Regions from separate parts of the Mus musculus genome. Here region 1 is linked to region 2. The links are chromatin contacts, found by POLR2A ChIA-PET in ENCODE. All regions are on one chromosome and are shown on one strand. The core of a region is the stretch at or near the end of the contact, and the rest is flanking DNA. Distances in the headings are between cores, read along the strand shown. Region 1 holds the start of Traf7 (TNF receptor-associated factor 7). Region 2 holds the start of Msrb1 (methionine sulfoxide reductase B1).

Region 1 (2,700 bases), core at 37-2,536, 210 kb before region 2:
GTACAGGGACTTGAGTTTCTGCAGAGAAACATGAATGTATAGAGGATCTTCAGGATTGTCTTTATGACTGCAGCAGCGCCTGCCACAAAGATCCTCAGGAAAGAGATCTGGGACATGGAGAGGCCCCTGAAGAACAAGGCTGCAAAGGAATGAGCCTGTGCGTGCAGGGAGCGGGGCAGGAGGGGAGATGAGACAGATATCTCTAGACCTCAGCCTCATCTGATCATGTTGGCCTGCCTCAAAAGAATCTAGGCTGGGACAACTGGCCTCTAGTGAGGGTTAGAAGACGCTGGTCTAGCTTCCTCACTATTTTACTTGACTCATAAATCATCACACATACCAGAGGCTCTCAGACTTTACCCTGCTCTGCCTCTTAACCTTACCTATCACTTACCTATACTTGCTGGCTTGCTCCTCTGACTCCCCCTGCCTGTAAGGCTCTTCCTGAAATGTCTCAAGACTGACTGCTTCTCCATCAGATCTTCAGCTAACTGTAGGTCTCCCTACCAAAGATTTAAGAACGCCCAATACTCAATACTTTATCTGTGTTCAGTTCCCCCCCCCCCGTAAAACTTATCACAGTTCCTCATGATTTTTAACTTTTTATTTTAACTAGAATAACAGTACTGCAGGTGAGTTGCCACAAGGAGACAGTTACCAAAGTCTTGAGACATTTTTGTCATAACAAAACAGGGCTGTGGGTGTTACTACTACCATTCAGTGAACAAACTCAGAATTGCTGCTGGACTGCGTACAATGCACAGGACCCTAGAGGCAGAATGGTCTGTCTCAAAACCGCGTACCAGATGAGCTTATCAGTTTGGAATCCGGTTCTCCGCCGACTTTCCAGAGCCTAGGATACTGCTTGGCACACAGGCAGCGCTCAAAAAAACATAGGAGTGCAAAGACAACGAAAGAGAGAGTGAAGGGAAGGAGTGACAGACGGATTTACTTGGAGTCAGGAGGACTTATAGAGGCTGAGACCCCAGCCGTCTCAGTCCCGCCCCCCAGGCTAGGCCCACGACCGCTCGCGACGCTCCCACAACCAGCCCGCGCTCCACCGCACTCCCCGGAAGAAGGAGCCCCAGGTCTTGTGCTCCGCGCACTCACTCACCCGCCCGCGGCTGCCTAGGAGCAGCGACTTCACCCACCGGCATCATCTTGCCCCTCTCGGCCCGCGGCCGGGAAAGGTTTCAGGATACAGGAGCCGGAAGTCCCGGGGCAGGTCGGAACTTGTAGTTCACGGACTTCAGGAACTCTAGGTGCTGCTTCACGCTTTGAGCTTCCTAAACTACGACTTCCGGCGACCTCTGTACTGAAGGACCGGATTGGTAGCTTCAGAATCACTCTATGTTGCACATTGGAATTTGATTGGCTAACTGAACTCGTCACTCATGGACTCAATGGCTCTACAACCGGGAGGATATTCGAGCTACTCAAAATACCGCCTCCAAAACAAAAGTCGCTGTACGATTGGTGGAAATTGCAGGACAGCTCGAGGAGCATATCAGCAGTGGAGGAAGGTGGGCACTTCCTCAGAGGTGGCCCAATCACATAAGGGGCAGTTCTATAAACTCTTGAGCCTCGCGAGCAGTCGCTCTTTTTGGGAGTGAGTGTGTTCGTGGTCCCTTTCATCTAGGTTTTGTAAGGAACGTTTTGGGAGTAGTGCTCGCCGAATGGAACTCAAAGGACCTCTGCTACAGATCTGCCTTCCTCCCGAGCTGAAGTGCTTTAGTCCTAAGGGTTTAACCCTTCCCCATTTTTCTTCTGACTCCATTTTTGCAGGTATGAACTGGTCGGGCCTGGCTTCCCTTTTCAGCCCCAAGCCCGTGATGAATTAATTTCTGACACCTCGTATGAAAACTGCATGCGTAGTCTGATTACATTATAAGACTGAGGCTTGGGCGCGACGTCACTAATTGGATGGGTTTTGAGTGAAAAGTTAACCAAAGTAAAGATTTATGTTTGATTTTTTTTTTTTCAGGGCATGTTGAGTCGGCTGCATCTAGAGATCCAACGAGTAGGAGTGTTGGCTGGTAAGCTGGGCATCCGTGTATCTGAGTTTCTTAGCAATAAAGTGAAATGCAATCTTACTGTGGTTTCAGACGTTGTGATTTCATGTGCTGATAGCACAGTGCCGTAGAGGCCCTGGTTTGGCGTCACACAGTCCGCAAAGGGGTTGACTAAGATATTCTGTTTGAATCATTCTAATCTAGGGTGACCTTATAAGCCAGCACTACTTAAGGAATAGGCTGTGGGGCACCCTAATCTTGATAGTAAACTATTCCTGTGGGAATTTTGGTGACGGTATCAGCGCATGTGTAAATTAAGTGTTTCCCCAGGTGAAGTACCTTTACCCCCCCACTAAGCCATTTTTGCCCCAGGAGGTGGTTTTCCACAGATGACACAAACTCCAGAAACACCTTTATTAATAGGGACTTAGAGGACAGGTTTTCACTCAACATTTGTGGCTTGGTGACTTTAGTACAAAGTGGAACGGACTGGGCCAGCCTGCTAAGTTGTGACTGGGTTCTATCATTCTGACCTTGCTGTGCGTCCCTATATCAGCCTCCTAGTGAGTCGGAAGCAGTCCAACAAATGGACAGTGACTGACATAGCCTTGAGTGGGGTCCTGTCTGAGCAGTGTGCTGCGTGTGGTCCCCCTCCTCACTTCTGGGAGTGCCCAGAAGAGGGCAGCAA
Region 2 (2,700 bases), core at 109-2,608:
TAAATGAGATGACACAGGAAAGATACTTAGTATTCAGTTGAGATGTTACTGCCCCCTGAGGAGTGACCCAGTGGGAAGGTATTGTCCCTGCACCCTGGGGTCTGCGCATAGGGCTCCCTCCCACTACAGCCTCCTAACTTGGCTGCCCTGTTCCTGGCTTGGTGTGGTCTGTCTCCCTGTAGGGTGGCTTCCCCCACTATGGGGAAGTGAACAATGACTTCATCATGTTAAAGGGCTGCATTGCAGGTACCAAGAAGCGAGTGATCACTCTGAGAAAGGTCAGTGCTGCTTGGCAAGCTGGGGAGTGGACTCCAGTGGCCTGTTCTGTCCTTTAGCGTGCTCTGTGGTGGGTTGTGTGGTGGGAGAGTAAAGGAAGGGGGTCTGGCAAGAGCGAGGGATTGACTGAGTCCTCCTTGGTGTGAACTGGAGGTCACAGGAGGAGTCGGGGCCCTCTGTCCTTGACATCTCTTCTCTCTTGGATACCCAGTCCCTTCTGGTGCACCACAGCCGCAGGGCCCTGGAGAATATTGAGCTCAAGTTCATTGACACCACTTCTAAGTTTGGCCACGGATGTTTTCAGACAGCGCAGGAGAAGAGGGCCTTCATGGTGAGCTAGTCCCACTTGTTCCAGAGAGGAACTAGAAGAAGGGGCCTTTTTAGCAAACCAGTAGAGCAGGCCCTAGGTGGCCCTGGCACTGGCCGTAGGTAGTATTTCTTGACTGACTCTCCTGACTAACTCTCATCTTGTCTCCTCACCTTAACCAGGGTCCCCAAAAGAAACATCTGGAGAAAGAGAAGCCGGAGACCTTGGGAAACATGTAAGATGTCTGGAATGGAGCACACCTGGGATGTAGCACTCTTGCTATCTGTCCGGTCCTTTTTGTTCAATAAAGTCCTGAGGCAACTCTCTCTGTCTGTCTCTGTGTGTCTGTCTCTCTTCCACATTCCCTGGGAGGCTTGATGTAGATCTTAAGCCTGGGTCGGAGGTTGGGTGATCCCAGACGCGGGCGCAAGGTTTAGCGCCAGATAAGAGGGCTATAGATACAGCTGGGTAGATGCGCCTCCACGCCAGTTGCACAATGGTATTAGTAGTAGCTACCATTGGCTAGTACCAATGTTTATAGCCTAGCCGCTGTACTGGAGCTTAGCATAGGTTTGGCCTTCATCTTAACAGCTAAGCTTCCTGGGAGCGGCTCCCTGGGCGGGGCCTTCTAGAGGCGGAAGTAAGGACGTGATCTCTGGGTAAACTTGGCTGGATGGGTGGGGTTTAGGGCCTATGGGAGGAGAGACTCCTTGAGGGCGGGGCTGCTAGGAGGCGGCCGTGGGGAATCCAAGAGTGACTGGTCCCCTCTAGGGGCGGGGCTTATGGCGAATCGGAAAGTGATTGGTTATTGGGACTGGGTCGGGTTTGAGTCCAGATCTTAGGGTTTTACCCGGACCTGGCTGGGAGCTTTTGCCTGTCCCGTCGCGACCATGTCGTTCTGCAGCTTCTTCGGAGGCGAGGTTTTCCAGAATCACTTCGAGCCAGGTACACCCCGTGGCATTAAAGCATACATTGCCTCCTGGGGAGCTGTGGAGTTCCCGAACCGGGACTGGGCTAGTGTGGTTGCCGAGGAGAAGCGAGCCTGGGAAAAAAGAACTTGGAGGAGGGGAGCTGGGTGGCCAGGGCATTCTGGAGCAGGAGGACTTGAGAGGAGAAGGGACATTCCGGTAGACTCTGTTCTCGAGGGGGACAGGCCTTGAACTTCAAATGTAGATCTCTCTGGGGGATTCTCTGGGCCAGATGCGTAAGGGTGATGCCACCGGATGGTGTCAGAGTGGTCTGAACTTTAGAGCGGAATGATGGTGGTATGTGGTCCAAGGTCAGTGTTGGAATTTGCCCTGACAATGTACCCCCTCGCCCACCCCACCCCCCCGCCTGCAACCCCTGATTTGCTTGGATGAGCGGACAAGCTCTGCACTTGCTGTTCAATCCGGAATGTGCTGTCCCAGATGTCTCTCCGTCCTCTGCGTTGGTTGTCAATGGGTTCTTGCCAGCATAAATGAAGTTTGACCAGTACTGTGAGAGACGTTGCTTGGCTCCCTTCTTGCTGGGTTCTGCTGATCTGGACTAATTTGGTAAAAACTATGGCACTGGCGTTCCAGGGGCAGGATCTGTTTGTTAGATGTCAGTCCTCTAGAGGGCAGGGCTGTGACAATGGGCACCTCTATAAGCCAGTTGTTGTAATACAGGGTTGCTGGGAAGAGACCTCCCTTGAATTCTTTTTGGCTACAACACTCCAGTTGCCCTCAGGCTACCCTGGCAAGCTAGACACTCACTCAGTTTTGCTTCCTCTCCAGTTCCTGATACAGGTTGAAAGAACAGTTCAGACTCCAGGGTGTCTGTCCTCAAGTGGTGGGTGACCGATGATTCAGTACCCTGCAGGTTCCCATTTTTAAGTCTTTCAAACAGTTATGTAATTCAGTTTTGCAACCATCCTTACCCCTTCCACTCATGTGATCTTTTGGGGACAGGTTGAAACCTTTCTTCCCAGCTGCTGTTTTCTGGGGTTCCCTATTTGGCTTGGAAGACTGTCCTCTAGGGCCAGTCTGTTCCTAAGACCGGAGCTGATATCCATGGTATCCAAGACTGTTGACTAGCAGAGATGCCCACTTGAGAAAGAGGACCAAGTGGTTACACTGGCAGTTAGGAGCCCTACT

Evidence for each region. ChIA-PET counts read pairs that join two places held with the same protein, here RNA polymerase II (POLR2A).
Region 1: POLR2A ChIA-PET joins it to region 2 with 23 read pairs in embryonic stem cell. The contact joins the promoter of Traf7 here to the promoter of Msrb1 in region 2. POLR2A ChIA-PET finds 5 or more read pairs at or near these places in 4 of 5 experiments (Patski and embryonic stem cell).

Annotation. Positions count from the first base shown.
Region 1 is chr17:24,526,652-24,529,351 of GRCm38, forward strand. Traf7 (TNF receptor-associated factor 7) reads right to left here and starts at 1,287. Exons shown (of 21, transcript NM_001172113.1): 1 at 1,115-1,287. Rab26 (RAB26, member RAS oncogene family) reads right to left here. Exons shown (of 9, transcript NM_177375.1): 9 at 2,403-2,700. Rab26os (RAB26, member RAS oncogene family, opposite strand) reads left to right here and starts at 1,600. Exons shown (of 2, transcript NR_045289.1): 1 at 1,600-1,785; 2 at 1,985-2,093. It overlaps LOC115488833 (a small nucleolar RNA gene), which reads left to right and starts at 1,825; the gene lies at 1,825-1,902.
Region 2 is chr17:24,735,235-24,737,934 of GRCm38, forward strand. Msrb1 (methionine sulfoxide reductase B1) reads left to right here and starts at 1,359. Exons shown (of 5, transcript NM_013759.3): 1 at 1,359-1,528. The coding sequence starts at 1,474. Rpl3l (ribosomal protein L3-like) reads left to right here. Exons shown (of 10, transcript NM_001163945.2): 8 at 183-278; 9 at 488-607; 10 at 766-909. The coding sequence ends at 822.